Linked DNA regions of Homo sapiens: all the other regions are linked to region 1. A link is a loop called in an ENCODE intact Hi-C map of the cell type or tissue named here. Cell type or tissue: mammary epithelial cell. All regions are shown on one strand. Region 1 overlaps LOC107986606 (a long non-coding RNA gene). Region 2 has its middle 100 kb from the start of HCRTR2. Region 3 overlaps FAM83B (family with sequence similarity 83 member B). Region 4 has its middle 150 kb from the start of FAM83B. Region 5 overlaps LOC101927189 (a long non-coding RNA gene).

Region 1 (5,000 bases):
AACATATTAACAATTTAAAATTATAATTTAAAAATACAAATTCATGAGAATTAGGTTTAAAACAACAATCTCTGAGTTAGCCATGTCTCTAGATGAGAATGATTAGCTGTCTCTAATTTACTATTTTTATCATTGTTTCTTGTCTATCATCCTTTTTAAAGATGCATTAGGCCTGGCGCAGTGGCTCAGGCCTGTAATCTCAACACTTTGGGAGGCTGAGGCGGGTGGATAACCTGAGATCAGGAGTTCAAAACCAGCCTGGCCAAAATAGCAAAGCCCCGTCTGTACTAAAAATAAAAAAAAATTAGCCAGGCATGGTGGTGGGCACCTGAGTCCCAGCTACTCGGGAGGCTGAGGCAGGGAGAATCACTTGAACTCAGGAGGCAGAGGTTGCAGTAAGCCAAGATTGCACCACTGCACTCCAGTCTAGGCAACAGAGCCAGACTCCATTTCAAAAAAAAAAAAAAAAAAGATGCATTAGATTCTTCCTCCTTCCTTTTTAATCAGTGTCAAACAACTAGTATTTCTATAAAGATTTTGCTGTTCTCTCTGCAAATCTTTATAATTTCCCTTCTTTGAGCCCTTTTCTTAGTTCTGTTTTCATGGCCACATCACTTCACACTGCTTGGTGCTTCCCTCCCTTCCAGTTTCAGCTTTTCTTGCTTGCTACACTTGTTCTATTCTCATCCTGCCCACACTTCTCAATCTTCACACACATTTTCTGCTGTACCTGTCACTATCCCTGAGTTCACTCTCTGCAGTTGCCCTCAAGCTAAGTGGACTGGTTTCAAAGTTCTCTCTTTCACTATTTTTTTTTTTAGACGGAATCTTGCTCTGTCTCCAGGCCGGAGTGCAATGGTGCAATCCCAGCTCACAGCAACCTCCACCTCCTGGGTTCAAGCGATTCTCCTGTCTCAGTCTCCCGAGTAGTTGGAATTACAGGCGCCTGCCACAGTGCCCAGCTAATTTTTGTAATTTTTAGTAGATACGGGGTTTTGCCATGTTGAACAGACTGGTCTCGAATTCCTGACCTCAGGTGATCCACCTGCCTTGGCCTCCCAAAGTGCTGGGATTACAGGTGTGAGCCACCACGCCCGGCCCTTAACTCTTTACAAAGCCTGGGAGAAGGTGTTTATCCATCCCTCCATCTGAATAGCCATCACTTTCCCTATTCCCTCTTCTTTAGCCTCCAAGGAATATAAAACAGCTGGTGTAGGCCGGGTGCAGTGGCTCACACCTGTAATCTCAGCACTTTGGGAGGCTGAGGTGGGTGGATCACGTGAGGTCAGGACTTTGAGACCAGCCTGGCCAATATGGTGAAACCCCATCTCTACTAAAATTACAAAAATTAGCCAGGTGTGGTGGCGTACGCCAGTAGTCCCAGCTACTCAGGAGGCTGAGGCAGGAGAATTGCTTGAACCTGGGAGGCAGAGGTTGCAGTGAGCCGAGATCATGTCGCTACACTCCAGCCTGAGCGACAGAGAGAGACTGCGTCTCAACAACAAGAACAACAACAACAACAAACAACAAAAACAGCTGATATTTTTAGTCCTAGAAGCAAGTTGTCCATATGACTGAGGAGAAGAATAAGGAGAGTGAATACAAAGCATATGAGTAATGTAGTGAAACAGCAACATATGGTCTCTATCTGTGCAGAGCATTGCATATAATAGTTCAACTCTTCTCACCAGTAAGAATTTGGAAATTTTCCAATTCTGCATGCCTAATAAACGTAGCTAGTAGTTGATTTAAAAAGTAATACAATAAAGAGAAAGATGAAATTTATTTTTTTGTTGTACATATACATTCTGTAGTTCCTGGTTGTTTAATTCTTCAGTGCTTATATTTTGTAGTAGGTAATATACTATTCCTAAATTGTTAATAAGAGATGCTTACTCAAGATCATAATCATTTCAGCAGCTGAAATATTTTAAGTCTCTTGACTATCTCCTTTCATATTTTTACAATTTTGGATTAAATTGCCTTATGCTACACAGTCATATTCCCTATGTGTTTTTTTGTTTTGTTTTTTTGTTTTTGTTTTTTCTTTTTGCTAGAATATAGCACGAAGCAATATTAGTGTTAAGGTAATTTCAGGTTGTGTTTATAATTCTGAGACTAGATAAAGAATAAACATGTGACTAATATGTATCGGGGGAACCAGCCCCCAATATTTCAACGTAGGTTCTTTTCTATTTTCCCTAAGTGTTGGCCGGTCTGAGAAATAAACAAATGTCCATGACATCTTCACAATTTATGTTCTTCTGCCGTGGCTTCAGCCGGTCTCTCCGTTCGGGGTCCCTGACTTCCCACAACAAACATGTTAACTCTCAATCTAATTTTTACAGTTTATTCTATTTAATTATAGCTATTGTCTTAACACAGATTTATTTGTAATTTCAACATAATGACCAGGAAAGAGGTAAAGAAATTGTTGTACGGATCCAAGTAGATACCATTTCAAGTTAGTCATTTCTTCATAACGATTGTTGTTTCTGACCTATACTTATAAGCTCATCATAGTCATCCCTGTGAATTAGCTCAGAGGTTCATTGCAGACTCTTCTCAGGAATGTGCAGTCTACCTGTACACATCCCATACATAGCTGCAGTACAGGCATTCCAACACCAGGTGGCACTAGTAGTAATTTATAGCTGGTTAGTCTTGGGTCGCGCAGGTACCCTTAATAAATTCAAAGTATTAGTCAAAAAGTATCTCTTTATTTAGGGCACCATGGGATACTAATCATTTTCTTCTAATTTTATTATTTTCACAAATAATATTTTCTCATGTAAATTTTTAAATGATTTACATTATATAATTCACAGTGTCCATATTTCCCTTTGTTTAGACGTTTGCATCTCTTTGTGTCTTTCTGCTATGCTTCCTAGCCTTACTCCATGAAAACTAGCCTTACTCCATGAAAACATGTTAGGAACACAGCTAGAACTGTTTTTAAATTAATAAAATTGAGCCATCTTCTTCTACTTTTTGAGTTAGCACATTCTTAGCCATTTCTTTCTTACAACTCTGCTTTCTCCCCCTACCTTAATTTCACATCCAATCTTTAATTAACTGAACCAAACTGATTACAAAACAATCATTACTTTCTCTTTTTACACTCGAATGGTCCAAACAGAAGAAGCTTTTGAGCAAGATTCCCAACTGACTAGAAGAAGCCTGGGCAGTTTAACGGGCTTATTGAGAACACAATGGGATAATTGTTTAATAAGCCTTACCACTGGGCAATCAAAAGCTGTCAGTTAACTTAGCTTTCATAGATAATATTGAAATCTAGTTCTCTAAAACTCTCTAAACATTAACTAAGATAAGCAACCTGTTTTAATATAATGTAGTCTCTAAGAGGCCGGGCCATGGGAAAACGATCAGACTTTCCCAGGTCTTACACATCCAGGCAAAATATAGCAAAGAGAACAGAGCAGCGGAGGGGGTTGGCTCTTAAATTCATATCCACTACTATATACTCAACGCTTAATTGCAGTCATAGTGATTCATAAGCACTTTAATTGTAAGGGTTAAGTTACAGCAAACAAACACAGACGGTGGTAGCTGAAGACACACATTGGTTTGTTCCTTCACATGAAGACTAGCTTGTTCCTTCTACACAGGTTGAATGAAGAAGAAAGGTGCACAGAGATAAACAACAATAGGTTAATAAAATACAATCCATTTTGAAGGTAACTAGATTCTCTCTCTCTCTTTTTCTCTGTTCTTCATTTTTCCTGCCTCTTTTTTCCATTCCATGCTTGTCAGGAGGATAACCTCAAATATTCAATTTATAGGAGAGTGTGTTTTTAAATATCACAGGGAAATCCATATTTGTTTTGGCTGACACTCAATAGCTAATTAGTCTTAAACAATCTGGTAAGAGCTTGAACAGAGACCATCTGTCCTTGAAATTCCCTCTGTGGCTTTTCCAAAAGACCCAGCTTTTCCAAAAGACCCAGCTTTTCCAAAAAACTTTGGACAAATTTACAGTAGTTTTAGACTCCAAGACATGGAGCCAAATGCTTTCTTTTTTTTTCCTATTTGCATTGAACTGTGCTAAAAATTGTATCTGATTTATACCATTCAATATGATAAAATAATGATAGCTGGCATTTATTGATGACTTCCTATATGTTAAACCTTTATTCTCAGCTCTTCATTTAAGTTATCTCATTTAATATTCACAAAACCCTGATATTATGTTTATTTTTACAGTTGACAAAATTGAGACAGAAACAGTTGAGTAAATAGTAGACTAAATACAGTATGTGGCAGCAGTTTGTATTTCTATTAAGTTAGACAAAGCACAATCAGAATGGAGGGTTTAAGCTCTGATTGATTTGTAGTGAACACATGCTTTACTTGGGGAAATAAAAAAGCTTGATTCCCTGGAGAGACAGCGTTCACATAAACAGACACTCTGACCTCACAGCATGTAGAAGACTATGCTAATCCTCTGAAATGTAAAGAAGTGGCTTTGATGTTTTTTATGATTCACAACTAAAAATTAAAACAATTTTCATCATGACAAAAGTCACACAAATACACACATGTTCCTAAATATTTTCATTTAATGATATTCTTACTGCATATAATAAAAACTGACATTTCTTGTTATGCTATTTTTTGTGTGGTAGAGACTCATAAATTGATTCCTTGAACCACCAATGGGTTATAACCTGCATGTTGAGAAAAAAGCTGGTTTGTAAAACAAAACAATAAAGAATATCAAAATCCAAATAGATGAAGAGTCGCCTTACACTTTACCACACTATTTGACATCTTCTACGTATGATTAAATAAAGAAAATCCTCTATAATAATATTTCTTAGCTGGATATGAATTTTCCTGTGGAAATGTAAAAATGTGATCATGTGTTCCTTTTGGTAATGGGCAGCACAAAACTATGAAAGCCTGGCTGCTGGTGCTAAAAAATAGACACAAAAGGCACAGAGCATCCAAACATTAGAATGGCAAGAGAGACAGAATAA
Region 2 (5,000 bases), 350 kb after region 1:
CAAACAAATTAACATATCTATCATCATATAATTACTTTTTTGTGGCCAGTGTATCTAAAACCTACTCTTTTGGAAAATTGTCAGTATATAATGCAATATTTTTAACTATAGTCCTCAAATTGTACATTAGATCTCTAAATATATTCATCCTACATAACTGCAAGTTTGTATTCTTTGACCTGTATTTTCCCATTTCTCCCTTGCTCCAACCCACCCCCGTTAACCACCATTCTATTCTCTGTTTCTATGTCTTCAATTATTTTTTAAGATTCCACATATTAGCAAGAACATGAATTATTTTTTTTCTGTCTTTGGCTTATTTTACTTAGCATAATATCCTCTAGGTTCATCCATGTTGTTACAAGTGGCAAGGTCCTCTTTTTTAAGGCTGAATAATATTCAATTGTATATACATAAATTTTTAATTCATTAATCTGTCAACAGATACTTCAGTTGTTTTCAGATCTTGACTATTGTGAATAATTGCTGTAACTAATATGGAAAAGCAAATATCTTTACTAGGCGGTGCCTTTACTCCTTTGAGTATATACCTAGAAGAGGAATTACTGGGTCATATGGTAGTTTCATGTTTAATTTCTTTAGGATTTCCATACTTTTTTCCATAATAGTTGCACAAATTGAATTCCCCACCAACAGTGTACAAGGGTTTCTTTTCCTTGATGCCCTCACCAACACTTGTTATTTCTTGTCTTTTCGATAAAAGCCATCCTGACAGGTGTGAGATGATATCTTGTTGTGGTTTTTATTTGCGTTTCTCTAATGATAGTGATGTTGAGCACATTTTTATATAATACCTGTTGCTCATTTCTATGTCTTCTTTGGAAAAATGTCTATTCAGGTCCTCTGCTCATTTTTAATGAGGTTATTGTTATAGTTATTCCTATTATATGCTATTGAGCTGTGTGAGTTCTTTACATATTCTTATGTTAACCCCTTATCAGATATATGGTTCACAAATATTTGTTTCCCAACACAAGCCATTTCATTTTGTTTAGTGTTTCATTTGCCCTGGAGAAGCTTTTTCTTTCTTTCTTTCTTTCTTTTTTTTTTGATGTAGTCCTATTTGTTTATTTTTGCTTTTCTTACCTGTGCTTTTGGTGTCATATCTGAAAAATCATTGCCCAGACCAATGTCAAGAAGCTTTTCTCTTATGCTATTTTTCTTTCAGAAGATACAGTTTCAGATCTAATGTTGAAGTCTTTAACACATTTCCAGTTGATTTTTTAAAAGATAAGGGTTCAATTTTATTCTTTTGCTGTGGATATCCATTTTTTCCTATGCCATTTATTGAAAAGACTATCCTTTCTCCATAGCATCTTCTTGCTGCCCTTGTTTAAAATTAATGGACTGTACATACCTGGGTTTATTTCTGACCTCTCTATTTTGTTTCATTGACCTACATGTCTCTTTTTATGGCAGTGCCACACTGTTTTGATTACTATTGCTTTGTAGTAGAGTTTGAAATTAGGTACTATGATGCCTCCAGCTTTGCTCTTTTCATTCAGGGTTGCTTTGGCTAGTCAGAGTCTTTTGTGGTTCTGTATGTAGTGAATTTTAAGATTGTCTTTTCTATTACTGTGAAAAATGTCATTGAAATTTTGGTAGAGACTGCATTGAATCTGTTGGTCACTTTGGGTAGAATGAACATTTTAACAATATTGAAATGTCTTCCAATCCATGAACACGGGATATCTTTCTGCTTACTTGTGACTTCAATATTTTCATCAATGTTTTATAGTTTTCTGTGTACATATATTTTATCTCTATGGTTAAATTTATTCCTAAATATTTTATTTTATTTTATTTTATTTTATTTTATTTTTGGAATAGCATTCCTATACACTAAAAATAAACTATCTAAAAAAGAAATCAAGACATTGCTTTTTAAAGGGCCTGAAGGGCAACCCAGTGCCTTCTCTGGACTGGACTCCTGGAGTCTTCTTGGCATTCCTTCCCTTCTCCACGTTCCAATGAGCACACCACAGTCTCTTCTTAGACTAAGTGCAGGACCCAGACTCTTGGACTTTTTTCAGAACTTCTGTTCTATTCCTATTTGTCTTTTCTCCAGCTGCCTCTCAACCCTCCATCTGTACTGCCATCTGCTGGTTACGAACAGCCTTGTTCTTTAACAGCTTTGTTTTGGATCTAGTTAATATCAAGAAATAACCACGGTAATAATAAACAGTAAAAGATGATATATATTTAAAAATTATTGTGGACAAAACAAAAATTTTTTTATATCATGGAACTTTAACAATAAAATAAATAAAAATGCATTTGATATTAGATAGAGATAACTGCTAACAAGAACAAAATAAAAAAGAGAAAGGAGTATAAAATGTCTTGGAGGTTAAAATTTGTGATGGGGTATGTAGGGAAGATCTCTTTAAGAAAGTGACTTTTGAATAAACATTTGAGGAAGTGAGGAGCCAGCCATGTGGCTACCTTGTGAAAGACCATTCTAGACAAAGAAGAGCAGGAACAAAGGCCCTGAGGTGACAGCAAGCCTGGCATGTTCAAGACACAACAGAGGAGAAGGCATTGTAGATGGAGAAGGAGTGGTAAAGGTTGTGAGTGGTAAGAGAAGTTTTCAGAGAGGTCATTAGAACCAGTGCATGTAGGGCTCTTGTGGTCATTGTAGACATTTTGCATTTGATTCTAAAGCAGGGTTCTGGACAAAAGAAAGATATGACCTGTTTCATTTTTTAACAGTACTACTCTAGTTGCTTTATGGATAATATATTGTGTCTTAGAGATGTCAACAGATTTACTTAACCTTCTGAGACTTAAAGCCTAGGTGCCTAACCAAAAATATATCTAAACTAGTCAAATTGGTAACAAAAGTGGTTTAACCCAGAGCCAGTGAGTAAGACTTACCGACTTTATAGAATAATCATGCTTCTTAAAGCATCACAAGAAGATTGAAAATGCAACCTAAACCTAGGAGGGTAAAGTAGAATGCACAAGCCAGGGAAGCCTTACCTGAAATGCCTCTACGGCAGCAGTTCTCAAATTTCTTGATTTGGAGACTTCCCGGAACTTCTTATTCTTTAAAATTATTGAAGACCCCAAAGACTCTATGATTATGTGGGTTAAATACATTGGTATTTACCATAATGAAAATTATTAATAAATTAAGATACTTTAAAAATAGTTATATGTTTGTTCACTCAGGAAAGACAATAATAAATCCATTATGTTTACATAAATAACATAACTTTTTGAGCAGTAACTATATTTCCCAAATAAAAACTTGAGTGGGAAGAGTGGCATCATTTTACATTTATGTAAATCTCCTTGACACCTGGCTTAATACATAACAGTTGATTTTTTCTAATCTGCTTCACCATTTCTTCTTTTAAGAAAACACACACCATGTAGCTTGTGGAAAACTACACTGTATAATAAAGAAAGTTTGAGAGCAAAAAACACAGATAACACCTTTTTTGATTATTAAAATATTTTTGACCTGTGGATTTCCTGAAAAACAGGTCTCTGAACTACACTTTAATTTTTACACTCCTGTAAAAAAAGACAAGTTGTTATATGTATAAGGATCTACTTTGCTCCTTAAAACCTATGCCAGTGTCTCAGTAATAGAGGTAAGATGAATTATTATAAATCAGAATAAAGCATAATGAATATAGTAAAATTGTGCTTGGAAAAATATCCTAACCACGTGAGATTTGCACACCTAAATTGTCTTATATTGTTTAATTTGGCACATTCTTTGTTTTTCAAGTTTTATTATTTTTATTAGGAAATACAAAGAATATTAAGTTATTTGCGGGGGTTGGGGCACAATCTTTGTCTTGAAGTATAACATTTTGGCAAGAGATAGGGTGAGAAAAGAAAAATTCTAAGGAAGTAAAATGATTTGGGTAAAGACCAATTCCCTGTGAGTAATAATTGGTGAAAGATACTTTTTTCCTATTTTTCTTCATGACTTGGGACAGAGTTTTAGCCATGAGGGCAGTATTTATTATAATTCAGTGGACATGATGAGGTCTCCAAAAGTACTTAAACTAGACCTCTAGATTCAATTTAAAGTCGTATTCTAATATCTCAAACTAAAAAGAAAATTGTGACTTTTAATTCTACTTCTTTGAATTTCTGAGGCAAATTTCAACAAAGATTCAATCATATTTTTAAATTAATTCAATCTTACTTTAAAAACAGTAACGTTTGATACAAATAAATATACAATAAGGAAAAATCTCTACTTCAGGAAAAAAATCTATCAGCTACTGTTTTATAGTGATCTTAATTTCTTTTAGCACATTCAGTGGCAGAAATTATTTTATTTGATTGTGTTTTCTTTAGAAAAATATCCTTTTATTAGTTCTTGAACTATTACTAGCTTTCACAACACAAAATTTAAAAGGATTAACTTTCTAATTTGTCAAAATTATAATAATAACCCATATTTAAAAGATAATCAGAAAAAAACTTAAGATTTGGACATTGTATTTTTAATTTTTATATTACATGGTAGTTATATCATGTAGTGACTTCATTAACAGAGAACTTAGTTCAATAGTTATTTTCATTTTATGTTAATTCCTCAATTATTTGGTTTTATATTATGTAGGACATATAAGGATAAGCAGGTTATATGTAATTTTTTAATCAGCATTTTAATAAAAATAATTGAAGTCAACACTGAAAAGAAATGTGACCTACAACATATCACGGCATAGCAAAGCTTATTTTTGTAGCATGTGCCAGCAAATACAAGGCACTTGCCGTGATGCACACATACATATCTTCCTAGGCACCTTCATTCATTCTGCTCTCAAATTGTTACCTTCAACACTTCGTGCTTTCTTGTTTCCAAACATTGAGATAATAATATTAGCATGATTGTAGACCATTGTTACCAGCCTGAAAGCAAAAAGGGAATTATGAGAGTGGTTATCAAGTATTTTGGCAAGAGGAGGGGAAGCTTAGAGTAGAAGTGCCTTTGTATGTTAGAGGTG
Region 3 (5,000 bases), 160 kb after region 1:
CTGTCCGTTGAGGACTCCCACTTGAATTAGCGAGCTGAAGAAATTGAAGTCCATACTGTAAAACAGTAATGTGATGTGTGCTTCTCTTTCATAAAATCAATGTGGCATACAAATAAGAAAGACAATTGCATCTTTTTTCTACTTGTATAGCTATAGCTAAGTTGAATTTGAAAGAAGAGAATTATTTGATCTTGTAAACTGAGTATACTGCCAAATATAAATTATAACAGACGACTTCGATTTGGTGCACATGGTTTTTGTTTTTAATTTTATTTATTTTATTTTTTTTATTTTTTGTTTTTAACACAGAGACAAGGTTTCCCTATGTTATCTAGGCTGGTCTCAAACTCCTGGATTCAAGTGATCCTCCTGCCTCAGGCTCCCAAAGTGCTGGGATTATAGGCATGAATCACCACACCCAGCTGTTATTTTTTAAGGTGTTAGGGACTGTGCTAGTTTCTACCCAGATGCAATAAATATTGAAGTCAAATTGGTTATCTTTGCATGGAATATGTATTTCTCAATTATTTTGGAAGATTCTTTATATGTCGCCATATCTACTTAAAGATTTTTGAAGAATTAAGTAATCTGGGGAAAAAAGTTATTGACCCCATTTTTAAAAAATTAAGATTATTTAGCTTATAACTGGACATGGTCCTGTGAAGAATTTTTAAAAGAACAAATATGAAATAAAAGCTTACCAGAACACATTGCTTTTTAAAGATTAAATGTGGTTTTCATGACTATCATTTACTCAACAGATGTCATGCTCTTATTATCTTTCAGAATCAATGGGAGCCTAATAGTCATCAGGATAAGCTTTCTGTTTTTGAATTTTTTTCAGAGGGTAATTTATCTTTATTGGTAACTCAGTGAATTGTCATGGCATTGTAAAGGGATGATCTTTTTTTTTCATAAAGTATTTGGATAATGTATATTTTAATGGATAAAGTTTTTTTTTTTTTTTGCTTCTAAATATCTCAGGGAGAATCTTTTGGTAATAAACACTGTAAAACTCTACAGAGATATGAAGCCAAACCAGTAGGACTAGACACCGTCAAAACAGAACCCAGGAAAAGATCTCAGATAAGAATTTAAATCCATTTTCACTTTTGTGTTTGCAGTTGAGATAAGGTACTTGTGAAAATAATGCCATTTTATGGAAAAATCTTAAACTAATGAAAATAATATAAAAGTTATCTGCTTAAAGGCCCAAACATTTGAAGTCTGATTATAAGCACCAAGTTAACCTTCCAGTCTCTTATGAAAGGAATTAAAAATGATTCTCAATCTCAACTGTCTTTACTGGAAAGAGGTGAAACATTTTGTGTTTGTTTTTGAATTTCAGTAATTTATATGCTCTCATTTCTAGCTTAAGTTATATAGTTAAATGAGCTCTTGATCATTTTGCTTTTATAAGCAGAATGTGATCTTTATAGTATTTCAAAAATCTATACTTTTTTACTTATTAATTTTATTTTTGCTAATTATCACTTAGAAATTGATTAGATATTTTTTGTTTATTTGTTTTGTTTTATTTCTTTCTTTTGTATGTTTGCTTATTTTGTTTGAGAACTTTCCTTTGGGAAAATTCAATTGTAGATAATATCTTACTTGTGCCCTAAAGGGACATATTTTAATTTACTGATTCTTTTTTTGAAACCCTTTCTATTTTTCACTTTGTGATTGACATAATTACATTTAGGTCAGACTTTACTTTGCAAAGTCTGATAGTGTCTAGCCAGACTTTTCCCAGGTAATTATTTGTCTGTCAAGAAGTGTTCCCAAGATGATATATGCACATATTCCTAATTACTGTGAACTCCTCTTATGAAAACATCCCCTCTAATTACTTAAAAAAGTCTTCTTTCATTAAAGTTTTTTTTTCCTAGCCACTCAGTGGTACGTATTTACAAAGTTATAACTTCTGAGAGTCTTGAATATCTGAATGTTTAACCACAATGTTATTTGCATCTCTGTTTCCTAATTCTAGGCTAGCTTTTTTTGTGAGATGTGAATCTTACTCTTGTGAAATATGGGATCAAGACACATAAGCAAAAGTCTAGTGAGAATTAGGACAGAGTAATTCCTGATGCGCTCTATACCACATTACCTGAGTTCAGGGCTTGGTTCTTTACTGAGTCACTTACTGAGTTCCTGGGTGTGTCTGTTATGGCCTTGGGAGGTATTAGTAATATAGAGAAATATTAACCATCAGTTGGCCCCACAGATGCAAAGAGGAAGATGAACAGGTGATGGGGAATCTTCTTGGGAGTGAGCTGATATTATAAAAGTAGAACTAGAATAGAGACTTTGTCACCAGGACTCTAACTAGCGTGGCATTAAACAAGTCATTGTACCTCCTCAAGTTTCTTCATTTATTTAGGAAAAGATATGAAGCAAAAATGTTTTCACATTTTTTAAATCTGGTGTTCCTATCCAAATCTCTAATACTGCTTACCAACTTAAGATTATTTTGATATGTTATATTCCTTGTTGAATTAGTTCGTGATAGAAATGATTTTTATTGTGTCGTGATATGTTACTTTCATCCGCATCCCTTTGCAACCATGTCCTGCCCAGCTAAGTGTTATTTATATGTTTATCTGTGCCTTCATTAGACTAGAATGGTCTCTGTCCTGATGTTCCTAATTTTTATTAAGAATTTCCTCTCTACCCTATCCCTGTCCCAACTCTCACCGTGAATTTTGTCATTCTTTGAATTTGAGTCAAAATTGATTTCTTCTTGGAAATAATATTTTGCTTAGTCAAATTTAATGACATTACTATCCTGGGACATTAAGTTGAACATTTCTTCTGTGAATAAAATGCATTACATGTTAATATATATTTATGTTTGAGTGTGTATGTTTGAGAGACAGGGCATGAGAGGAGAAGGACGGAAAGAGAGAGGGAAGAAGAGACGGAGGGGAAGAGGGAAGGTGGAAGAAAGGGAGAGAAAAGAAGGTGGGGAAGAAGAGGTGGAGGGGAAGAGGGAAGGTGGAAGAAAGGGAGAGAAAAGAAGGTGGGAAAGAGACAGGAGAGGAGGGAAGGAGAGAGAAAGAAAAAGATCTGGTTAAAATTGCACTGACTTCATCCTGCCAACAATTGCTGTGTCTGTATGGCAGTACTCTGTCTTTAACAAACTCGTGGTGCTATACAGAGAGACAACACATTCTATATCTATTTTATGTTTGTTGAAGCAAAAAATTAAAAAAGTATGAAAAAATGAAAATGAAATTGTTATATGAGACTTCCAACTTGGTTGCACACCAAAGTCGTCAGTAACTTAGAAATTTCAGATGTTTTACTCTGCAGTGTATTATCAGGTAAAGTCTAAGGATCCTCAGTGACTTGTATTTTTAAGAGACTTTATTTAAAAATTGACAACTGAGAAAAGAATTTAGCTTTAAAAAGAAAAAATACAGTTACTTATGGGTGTCAGTAAGTTTATCAGAGTCTTTGCATTGCTAATACTAACCAATACCTCTATTAATAGTTGGAAAGAAATAATTTAAAATGCAAGTTATTTAGGAGTGCATATATATATATATATATATATATATATATATATATATATATGTTTTTGTTTTTTTTTTTTTTGAGACAGAGTTTTGTTCTTTTGCCCAGGCTGGAGTGAAATGTCACAATCTCGGCTCACTGCAACCTCTGTCCCCCCAGGTTCAAGCGATTCTCCTGCCTCAGCCTCCCTAGTATCTGGGATTATAGGCACCCATCACCACGCCCGGCTCATTTTTGTATTTTCAGTAGAGACAGGGTTTCGTCATGTTGGCCAGGCTGGTCTCCTGACCTCAGGTGATCCACCCGCCTCAGCCTCTCAAATTGCTCGAATTACAGACATGAGCCACCGCACCCTGCTGGAGTGCATATAATTTATTTGATTGGGAGAAATGTTTTTGAGACTATTTCCTTTAGTCAGCTATTACTCTTTAGTATTTTTAAATTCTCTCTCTCTCTCTTTAAATATATATATATAAAATAAGCAGTGAGAAACAATTTTTGTAGGTACTGCACATGGTGTGTATAGTCCTCTGAGCTTTGAGGTAGTGTTACTGACTATGGTACAAAATGTAGTTCTATATATTTGGGGATCTCTGAAGTAGAATGTTTATTTTTTGTGATTGTTTATGTTTACTCATTCTTTCCTGTCTCTGGTTTAAAATAAAAACCAAACAGTTACTTATTGAAATGTGTAATATTTTCTGATGATACACCTTTAGTAGTTTGTTGGAATGGCAAAGCTAATTGTCATCATAAAACCTTGTCATAAAATACTGAGAATTCCTAATGCCTAAACACCTAAATTCCAGAGGGGTAGAAATTAGCAGTTTTACACACTCAGATGCCTTCAGGGCTAAGCCACAAAAATAACTGCAAAAACTCTGCAAAGGAGAAAGGGCAGATGGTAGTCCAATAGGGAATGAAAGGAACATGGAAGAAGAGATAACTTGACCAGACTTAAGGCATTCTTTAGGCATTTGTTATAGAGGTGATAAGCTTAGGACCTTAGGTACACATTGAGGCATCTTATCAAAAGTTAACTTTCATGAAAATAAGGGGATATTACTTTACTTGTCTGTCCTCTCAATGAGATGTAAAAAGTCATGAAGGTTTGCCATGGGAGCCTTTTTGAGATGATGAGTGCTGACATTTTGACACACTGACATTTTGCATTTTAAGGATTCTGCCTGCTGTCTTATAGTTGCTACAGATCCATCATGTGGCATATATTTTTATATCAATTATTGATTTATTTAACTAGTCACTCTTCAAATTATCTTGTAAAAAGTTGGGCGACTTTTATCCTAAGGACTGGAACTCACATCTGATTTTGAGTAATGAATTTATATTATGCAATTTAGTAACAATATCAGGTAACATGTATTGAGCACTTACATGTTAGGCACTGTGCTAAGCACTTTACATGCATTATCTTAAGTTGACCTTCATAGTAACCTTGTGAAGTGTGTCCTTTTATC
Region 4 (5,000 bases), 270 kb after region 1:
CTAAGGAAAATTCAACCCTTTTGAGGATGACAGAGTTGTGAAGTACCCGATTGCCTTAGTCACCTGATAGAGCAGGATTGTTTACTCTGTTTGGATCACTTAGCTATTTTTGGACTTGTACATTTAAAAGCAAAAGGAAATTCTGTTTTGTTTTAATCATGAAACGTTGTGGTCTGTTTGTCATTGTACATTTAAAAGCAAAAGTAACTTCTGTTTTGTTTCAGTCATGAAACGTTGAGGTCTGTTTGTCCTAGCAGCTTAGCTTATATTCCAAATAATGTATTCTTCAAATTAAAATGTAGGTAATAACACTATCACAATCACCACCAACAATGAGAATAACAGTTACTTATTCAACTTATCCTTTGTGCTTGGCCTTGTGCTGTATGTTTTGAATGCATAATTTTATTTATACCTCAAAACAACCCAATGATGTATATACATTATTCTGAGACTTAGGTGAAATTTTTTTTTAAGCCGTTTGCTCTCAACCAAAAGTCAAGAAGTGAGAAAGCTAGAATTGGAACTCAGGTCAGTATGACTACAAACCTTGTGAATTTTAATGCAAAGTAATTCCACTTTCAGCATTTCCAACAATTCTTTTAGTGCCTCATTATAAAATGAGGTCTTCTATACCAAGTCCTGTATTATCATTAATTATTTCCAGCTGAAAAGAAAATGTCGTTGTGTTCTCATGGCACTAAATTAATTTGTGCTAAGTTTGTTATTTCTCATTTGATTTCATTTATTCACAAGGTATCTATTGAATACCTACTTTGTAAAGGCTGTTTCTATAGTTAGAAGAACAAACTAGTACAGTACTTGTCTGGCTCAGTAGGAAGTGGGAGAGGGCAATGTACAAGTGGATTAATACATAACACTATTCAACAATACACAATCCATGTTATCACATAACAACATTTTTGTGAAGAGCAGACCACATATACAATGGTGATTTTATAAAATTATAATGGAGCTGAAAACTTCCTAGCCTGGCTTGTGACATCATAGCTGTTCTAATACATAGCACAACACATTGCACATATATTTCTGGTGATATTTGTGTAAACAAACCTACTGCCCTGACAGGTATATAAAAGTATACAGGCTCAGCAACGTCACTTCATAGATTCCACAAAAAGAGTGTTTGGAACCTGGGGAATCAAAACACAGGTTCCATTCTGTGATATGAAAGAGCATATCACAAAGCATTTTCACAGGTAGCTTGTTTCTAGATTTTAGAGCTAGAAACTCTATTTACTATTATGTACCACATACTATTATGTATAATACACAATAGTTGATAATAAATGACTGTGTTGCTGGTTATATATTTACTATACTATACTTTCATCATTCTTTTAGAGTGTATTCCTTCTACTTATAAAAAAGAAAAGTTCACTGTCAATTAACAGCTTCGGGCAGGTCCTTCAGGAAGTATTCCAGAAGAAGGCATTCTTATCACAGGAAATATCAGATCCATGTATGTTACTGCCCCTGAAGACCTTCCAATGGGACAAGATGTGGAGGTGGAAGACAGCGATATTGATAATCTTGCCCCTGAATAGGCCTAGGCTAAAGTGTATGTTTGTGTCTTAGTTTTTAACAGAAAATTTTAACACAGCCACCTTCCCCTGCCTAAGCATTTCATCTCTGACCTGTTGTCCTTCTGGGAGCCCAGCCTCCAGAGGCCTGTTATCTGCCTTGGGGCTTCCACCACTGTCAATGCCAACATCCAGCCAAGGAGGGAGTGGGGAGAGTGGGCATCTTTGTGGATTCTGTCACTGTTTCTGTGGGAGGGAGGCCTGAGCAGGCCTGTCATGCCTGACAGCTGCTGGCCTCCACTGCTCTCATTGATGGGGACTATCCTCCCTGTCGACAGGCACTCTGTACAACTGCCCTGCCCCTGCCTAATCATTTCAGCTGTGGCCTGGTGCCCACCTGAGAGCCCAATTCCTAAAGTCCTGTGATCTTCCCTGGCACAGCTGTCATGGAATGTTCTACAGCTGCCTGAGTGTTTTGCTTGCCCCTGCCTGAGTGTTCTACCAGTGGCCTGGGAGCTAGCCCTCCCTTCCCTAACACAGCCAGCACCTGAAACCTGAGGAACTGAGAACAAGTCCACTGGTCTGGACCTGCCCTAGTCCCTGTAGGATTGTGCACACTATCCAGGGGACCATCCAGGGGCCTGAGGATTGGAGGAATGTCTAGCCCAGTCCACAACCACTGGCACCTCCACACACCCAACCAGCCAATACCACCACAGGTGACACTCACCCACACATGTTGAAAGGCAGAGCCCCTCCTCCTCTCTATACAAAGCAGCAGTATTCATGCATCAGAGTACAAGTGAGCCACAAAGATATATCCACCCCAAAGTCACTCCCATGAAGATCTTGGGACAGGTGTTTTCCATGGCTCTCAGCTACATTGTGGCCTGGAGATAGCAGTGTCTTTCTGAACTGAGAGTCTCGAGTCCTAGGACAGGGATGTGACAGAGAAACAGTTCACATTCCTGCCTGCCCAGGACAGGGAGCTGGTGCAGCCCCTTTTCATAAATGACAAAATTAAAGCGGAAACTTACAAGCCAGAGACCTCAGCACATTTCACCAGGAGCTCAACCACCCACCCCTATCAGGGCTGGTGCCTGTGCTTGTCACTGGGGTATTTATGAGTGAGCTTGGTAGTTGGTGGCCCAACTCTACCCAGCTTGGTCCTCCCCACCCTCTCCACTCCCTGCTGACCAAGGAACTTAAGGCAAGGGGCACTCCACAGAGAAGCCCATCACCTGAAATACCAGAGAACACCTCTCAATAAGCAAAGACTAAGCACACACTCAACTGCTGTTGCAGCCAGTTCTTACATGTAAGTGCCACCTACTGGCCTGGAGGTTGAACTGCTCATCACAACACAAAAACTACTGACAGAAGTGTACCAGGCTAAAAAAGTAAAGTCAAAAAAACCCTAAACAACAGACACTACAGTCATACTTTCAATAGTTAGAAAAAAAATCCTATCCAAATAAAAGTAAATTCAAAAATAAGAAGTAACAGTTTCTCCAGGTGAAAAGGACCCAAAACTCCGGCACCATGAAAAATACAGTATCGTAACACCCTTCAAGAATCACACTACCTATCTAGCAATGGATCCTAACCAACATGAAACTTCTGAAATGATAGATTAAAAAATTCAAAATATAGATTGTAAGGAAGCTCAATGAGATCTAAGAGAAAGTTGAAAACCAGCACAAATAAATCAGAAAAGCAGTGTTGGATGTGAATGCAGATAGGTATCGGAAAAAACAAACAAACCAAACAAATGGAGCTTCTGGAAATGAAAAATTTACTGAAGGAGTTACAAAATACAGCTGAATGCTTTGAGGATAGTCTAGACCGAACAGAAGAAAGAATTTCAGAGCTTAAAGACAGGTCTTTCGAGCAAACCCAGTCAGACAAAAATAAAGAAAAAATTTTAAAAAATGAAAACAATCTTTAAGAAATATGGGATTATTTATAGTGACAAAACGTACAAGTTATATGCATTCTTGAGGGAGAAGAAACAGTAAAACATTGGGCAAACCTATTTAAGAAAATCTCCCTGGCCTTGCTTGAGATACACACATCCAGATACAAGAAGCTCAGGGCATACCAGGAAGATACTTTGCAAAATGAACATCATCAAGCCATACAATCATCAGACTTTCCAGTGTCAATGTGAAAGAATCCCAAAAGCAGCAAGAGAGAAGAACCAAATCACATTTAAAGAAAATTCCTTCAGACTAACAGCAGACTTCTCAGCAAAAAACTTACAAGCCAGAAGGGACTAGGGTCCTATTTTCAGTATTCTTAAAGAAAACAATTGGCAGCCAAGAATTTTGTATCATGCTAAACTAAGCTTCATAAATGAAGGAGAAACAAAGTCTTTCCCAGACAAGTAAACGCTAGGGAATTAATCACTAGACCGTACCTATAAGAATTGCTTGAAGGAGTTCTAACATGCAAATAAAAGGACAATACTCACCATTGTAAAACACATGTGAGTACAAAGCTCACACATCCTATAAAGTAATTACACAATTGAGACTACAAAGCAGCTAGGTAATAACATTATGCCAAGAGCAAAACCTAACATATATATATTAACTTTGAACATAAATAGCTTAAATTCTCCACTTAAAGGATATAGATTGGAAAACTGTATTAAAAACAAGATCCAATTATTTGCTGCCTACAGAAGACCCATTTAATGGGTAAAGACACCCATATACTCGAAGTAAAGGGGTGAAAAAACATATATCACGCAAATGAAAAACAAAAACAATCAGGAGTGGCTATAGTTATATAAAACAGACTTTAAATCAACAACAGTTTTAAAAAAAAGACAAAGAAGGTCATTATATAATTCTAAAGGGTTCAATTCAACAATAAGGTACAACTATCCTAAATATATGCTCCCCGTACCAGAGCACCAAGGTTCATAAAATAAATACTACTAGATCTAGGAAAAGAGCTAGACAGCAATACAAAAACAGTGGGGAGTTTACACCCCACTGACAGCATTAGACAGATCACAGACATAGGAAAACAATAACAAAACTCTGGAACTAAACTGGACTCTAGACTAAATGGAAGTAACAGATATTTACAGATCATTCAATCCAACAACTGTGGAATATACATTTTTCTCATCTGCACATGGGACATTCTCTAAAATAAACCATATGCTTGGCCATAAAGTAAGTGTCCATAAATTTTGAAAAATCACAATCATATCAATTATCTTCTTGGACCACAGTGAAATAAAATTAGAAATCAATACCAAAAGGAACTCTTAAAGCTAAACAAACACATGGAAAGTAAATAACTTGTTCCTGAGCAATCTTTTCATAAATGACAAAATTAAAGCGGAAAAAAAATTTCTTGAAACCAATGAAAATGGAGACAAAGCATACCAAAATCTCTGGGATATGGCATAAGCATGCCAAGTGGAAAGTTTATAGCATT
Region 5 (5,000 bases), 730 kb before region 1:
GGGGGTATGTGCGCTCTATTTGGACTTCTCTATCAAGGTCACAAAATCATGATTAGATCCACCTTTCATATAACTAGGGAAATAAAAACAAACCAATATTACCATTCTGGAAGGAACTTTTCTGAGTCTTTTTGTCCAACTACTTGCTTTTTAGGCACAATTAGGAGGTTGTTTCTAGATAACATTAATAATTGATTCTATGTGGTTTTCAAAGTTCTAAATTTTAAAGAACTCACTCAATCATGCGTCAGAGTATAATTATCCCAAATAACTGGAAAAGCATATAAGTGATGACATGACTGTGATTCATTTCCTCTGTGTGGTCATTGTCTGACTCTGTGGAATCAAATGTTCATTTGAGAGCCAGGGGTGCCTGGGACCTGGGAAAAATGCACCCCTGCCCAGGATCCTCATTCTGTGAGTCACACACACAAAACCAAGGGTTGGTGAGTGACAGCTAAGACCAAGGTTGGAACCTACTCATAGGAGAAGCTTCATTTTGTTCTTCTCCAGCAGCGCCTATATAGCCACTTCTAATCTGCAATTCGAGGGATGGAAGGGTGTATTCAGTTTTTCTTCCCTAGTAATTTGAAACCAACTTGATAACAGCTTGTTCAAATGAAGAATGGATAGAACATCTGTTTAAATCAACTCTGAGAGGCAGAAACGGAACTTTTGTGTGCCTAATATTCCCATTGGCTAACCCTGTCCCTAAGCCTCCGTACCATGGCTTCTGAGAGTTTTTGGCCAAATGCCTAGTGGGAGGGCATGGTCCTGTTGGGAATGGTTTTTCTGCTTGGAGATGGCTTTGGCTTAGCATCTTTCTGTTCTCCAAGGCTGTTTACTCTGCCACCTATCCAGAAAGAATTTTTTTTTATGAGTCCACAATTTTTCAGTCCTGGAAAATTTTACAGTGTTTTCACAGACATTATTTCATTTGATGTTCATAATCCTTCAGGGTAAATAGGGTAGGTTGCTGGTGTCCGCGCATTATGGATAATGAATCAGAGATTCAGAGAGGATAAATCTGACTTCTACTCCAAACAAAAAGCAGAAAAATTATAGCAGAAGAAGCATATATCATTCTAGTTTTCAGCATATCTAGATTAATTCTGATTCATTTTTAATTTCAGCTGAATATGTTGTGCTTTCTCTATTGCTATCCTGGGGTTCATTTAGGGTGGAGCCACCTAGACATCATATACATGCCTTGGCTGCATTTACATCTCACCCCTCCTGCTTCCCCAAGTATAATCACCCCAGTGCTATGAAACCGATTAGAAGAAAATGAAGTGTTCAGTGCTAACTCCAAAATTCCAGGTGCTATGATACTGCTGCATACATCCAAAGGGACTTCTTACTTTAAGAAGCCCCCTTTTAAATGAAACTCTTGACTTCTTAGTGTTGCCTCAGAAATGTGCTCTTCATTGCAGAGAATATTACAGAGAATGTTCTGCTGCTTTGTGGAGGAACCATAGGAACTGTGCACGATCTTTCTTACCACAGAGTCACAAGGAGAAAATTGGCAGCTTAGGAGACCAGCCAGCTAAATGAAATGTCAGCCAACAAACAACTTAAATGCTCTTGGATCATTTTTCCTCTACTTTATCAAGTAGTTTTAGTTTGGGGGAAGTCAACAATCTTCTATGTTGCTTCCTTACTCAAGATTTCTCTGTCTCTGTCTTCTGAGGCATTTGTTTCTTTATGCCTGGATCTGCCACTTCACGTTTTGCCTCTTTTTCCATATCTACCTCTGACTCTATCTTCATCTTTTTCTCTCTCCCTTTATTTTCTTTATTTTTGGTTTCTCTCTTTCATTTTCTCTTATATTGTCTGTCACCTTGATTTCTATAAACACGTAATTATCACTAACAGATTAAAGAGCTTTATAAATGATGGTGAAAATTTGAAACAAATTTCTTAAAGAATCTTTGAATCATTGTGTGTGTGTGTGTGTGTGTGAGAGAGAGAGAGAGAGAGAGAGAGATTTAAGAGAGAGAGAGAAAGAGAAAGGTATTTATTGTTGACCTGTGATTTTCTCAATCCTAATCCTCAAATGAGAGTTGTAGAACTGGGATTGGAACCTGCAGCCAGCTAGGGACCACATCACACTGCCTTCCTCCTAGTCTCCAAACATATAACTGAAATATTATTGTATCTTGCTCTTAGTACCTCTCCTGTATAAATGCGCTCATGCATTTCTTTTCAAATAACTGTAATTCTAGATACATTTGCATAAATAGGATTAGAATCTTGCAAAAGTGTATTCTATCCAAAGGGTGTCTGCACAGGAGAAGGAGGCCAGCAGGTGTCAGTCTCACCTCAGAAGAAGAGCTGAGAATAGTTTCATTGTGGTTTTTCTTCATCGGAGTTTGCTTTTTTGAATGAACTTTCAAATAACCTAAGTTAAGTTCTTGTTTGTTTTAAGCAAACTCTGGGTTGATTTAAAAAGAAAGTAGGCTATCTCAACCTCATACCACCCCACAACCTGAGTTGTATACGGATTATTCTCTTGTTAAAAACCCAGCTATTGGATTGGGATATAATTTTATTATTGCTGGGCATCTGGGCATCATTTAATAGGTACTTTGAAATTTTTTTAATTGCATGGTAATTGAGTCATGATAGAGAAGTGTCCCTTTGGATGAGTGCAGCAGTATCATAGCACCTGGAATTAATTTTGGAGTTAGTCATCATCTGTACCAACCACACATTCTCCCACCCCATTTTCAGCTGAGGAAACAGGTTCAGAAAAGATTTGTTCAAAGACTCATGGCTGTGAGGAAGAGGGTCAGCATTAGGACTAAAATCAAGAGCCAAGTGGCTGAGTCTTTAATGAGCATATTCAGATTGACGGGGCAAAGCAACATCAGGCCCTAGTGGGCTGTCTGGATCTGCAAATGTTCACAAGTGATTATCTTCAGTGTAATCCCCATGGCAACATAGCAAAGTGCCTGCCGTAGCTGGATGAGAACTATGATTATGCTAGAGAAAGAAAGAAACTCCTAGGGACAGCTTGATTGAGGAGGGGTTGTTATGCATGTCGCCTCGCAGTGTTGTTTCTCCTTAGGCAGCAGTGGCAGCGATGTTTGAGAGGGGCCTATGGAGCTTGTTTACATAATCAACCGGAAAGCACTTGTCCATGTTGGTCTGTGCCCAGGGGCTGACAAGCAAGCCAGAAATCACTCTGGTTTGTGTTTCTGTAGTTCTTGAAGATGTTTAAAGATGGTCACTCCTCCAGATGATTTCTGCCATTTGCTATGGGGATCACCACACCCGAGCAAGCTGCAGAGCTTTAGGGTAAGGAACAGATGTGATGGTAGTTTTTCCAGAGTAAATGCTTGCCAACCTTGGCTGACGAAACTAGGCTTAACAAACATGCGGACAAGCTCAAGGCAGGCCTCCCCACGAATTACTTTCCCTGGGTTTTAAAAATTGGTTTACAAATGTTAAATGTTTTTTGTTAAAAGACATGTCTCTATAAATCAGAGCCTGCAAGTGCCTTTAAGAGAGGCAACTAAGTAGCACCCTAGTCTAGTCGGTTAATACCACTGCTGTAGACAAGAAGGTGTGTTGCTGGATTCTGCTTCAAGGATGGGCTTGCTGGCCAGCTGTGGGGGGTGCAGGCATCAGGCAACCCATAGTCTTCATAGCCTTCTGTGTCTGCCTCAGCTGCAGAGAGACGCCTGTCCTTTCGCCCTCAGCCTGAGCAGCCCACCTCCATTAACTGAGATGGAGAGAGGGATAGCGGCCCAGCCACTTCTGCCTAAAGGGGCCATCTCTGTTGGATCCTACACTTCTGAGCTCCCAGTTGGGTTGGTTCAGGCTTGTTGGGCCTGCATGGCAATCCTTCTTTTTCCTTTGCCAAATCCATCTTTGTTTGCTGCCATTCACAGGTGTTGATCCAAAATCTATCTTAGTATCTGCTTTTAGGAAACTCTGCAACAATCAATCTATCTTTTCTGCTTGGAAAAGAGTAGAAAAAAAGAAATAATTGGACCCTTAAAGTAAATGCCTAAAAGCCTTTTCAGATAACTTACCTTTTCAATAATTTTTATATAAGAGAGGAAAAGATTACAAGTTTTTTAGTCTCAGGAAAGAAAAATTATCTAGTATTAATACTATAAAAGTAGTTAGTTATGTAGTAAGTTGACTCTTAACATAGCCCACTTAACCACTTTTTACAATGGGAAGAAAAGTTTCCTGATTTCTTGATTTATGAGGCTCCAAAAACTCTTGTTTTGAAGGTTTTCACACTCAGTTCCTGTTTAATTAATAATTGCCCTGAATGTTTTCCCATGTATCTAATTATGTTTTGCAGTTCCATCAACCTTCCTAGCTAGTCTCAAAATACCAAAACGTTGCCTTGCCCTTGTTGTGGGTGTGGTCAAGGTTTCCTCTCTTGGGATTTCTTGCATGGGGTATGAGGGGTGGTGTTGTGGGGGAGAAGGAGAGGGATGCATAGAGTGGAGAAGAGAGTGTAGGGCGCTCATCCCTAGGGCACCAGCCTCTACTCTGTTGCCCCAGAAATGTTTCCAGACGTGTATCTGGACTTCACCCTTTAATTACCTAATTGGGTAGGTTGTAGGTAGTATGGAATCTAATGAACTGGATCAGGGAAAAAAAAATCTGAAGGAATAAGTGATCTCTCCTTGAAGGTGCTGCAGAGGTAATGAGCAGAGTTAATGAGTGACTGATCCATGGTGGTGGTCAATTTAATTTGAGTACTGAGGTTGAACACATGCTAGATGTAATAGAAAGCAATATTCATATGCAACACGTTGGGTTACATAAAATCTGGAAAGCTTATAATTTAAAAGATACAGACACACAAAGCAACGATTCAGGCCAAGCCAGATTTAGAACTGTTTTTTAATATGAGACTGAGGGATGATATCCTGGATCTCACAGGGGCTGGATTTTGCCTGAGTGTTAGAGCTAAGATAACATCTTATTCTTGTCTATATTTCAAGAAGCATTCTTATTAGGACCATCTTCTA

What was found. A loop is a pair of places that touch in the nucleus more often than their neighbours do. Peaks named below come from ENCODE experiments on the same cell type or tissue, not always from the same donor. Only the 100,000 strongest peaks of a DNase experiment are listed, where the experiment ranks them.
Region 2: it touches region 1 in a loop (10-fold over the local background); 51 of 110 quality-filtered maps call a loop at or near these places.
Region 3: a loop joins it to region 1, with 3 times the contacts of the local background. A loop is called at or near these places in 4 of 110 quality-filtered maps.
Region 4: a loop joins it to region 1, with 6 times the contacts of the local background. A loop is called at or near these places in 7 of 110 quality-filtered maps.
Region 5: it touches region 1 in a loop (10-fold over the local background); 11 of 110 quality-filtered maps call a loop at or near these places.

The regions. Positions count from the first base shown.
Region 1 is chr6:54,715,416-54,720,415 of GRCh38, forward strand. The region is part of intron 1 of LOC107986606 (a long non-coding RNA gene); the gene reads right to left. Among named protein-coding and RNA genes, the nearest start is that of FAM83B, 130 kb to the right of the region's middle. In mammary epithelial cell, a CTCF peak has its summit at 2,630 (motif pointing right); DNase peaks (open chromatin) are centred at 2,616, 3,186 and 3,496; H3K27ac peaks cover 1,485 bases.
Region 2 is chr6:55,067,243-55,072,242 of GRCh38, forward strand. No RefSeq gene overlaps it. Among named protein-coding and RNA genes, the nearest start is that of HCRTR2, 100 kb to the right of the region's middle. In mammary epithelial cell, a CTCF peak has its summit at 2,121 (motif pointing left); no DNase peak of the experiment used is centred here.
Region 3 is chr6:54,872,739-54,877,738 of GRCh38, forward strand. All of the region lies in intron 2 of FAM83B (family with sequence similarity 83 member B), which reads left to right. Among named protein-coding and RNA genes, the nearest start is that of FAM83B, 28 kb to the left of the region's middle. In mammary epithelial cell, no CTCF peak of the experiment used is centred here; a DNase peak (open chromatin) is centred at 2,103; H3K27ac peaks cover 3,854 bases.
Region 4 is chr6:54,990,129-54,995,128 of GRCh38, forward strand. No RefSeq gene overlaps it. Among named protein-coding and RNA genes, the nearest start is that of FAM83B, 150 kb to the left of the region's middle. In mammary epithelial cell, a CTCF peak has its summit at 2,885 (motif pointing left); no DNase peak of the experiment used is centred here.
Region 5 is chr6:53,984,043-53,989,042 of GRCh38, forward strand. The region is part of intron 2 of LOC101927189 (a long non-coding RNA gene); the gene reads left to right. Among named protein-coding and RNA genes, the nearest start is that of MLIP-IT1, 12 kb to the right of the region's middle. RefSeq lists an enhancer at 1-784. In mammary epithelial cell, a CTCF peak has its summit at 2,302 (motif pointing right); a DNase peak (open chromatin) is centred at 369; H3K27ac peaks cover 990 bases.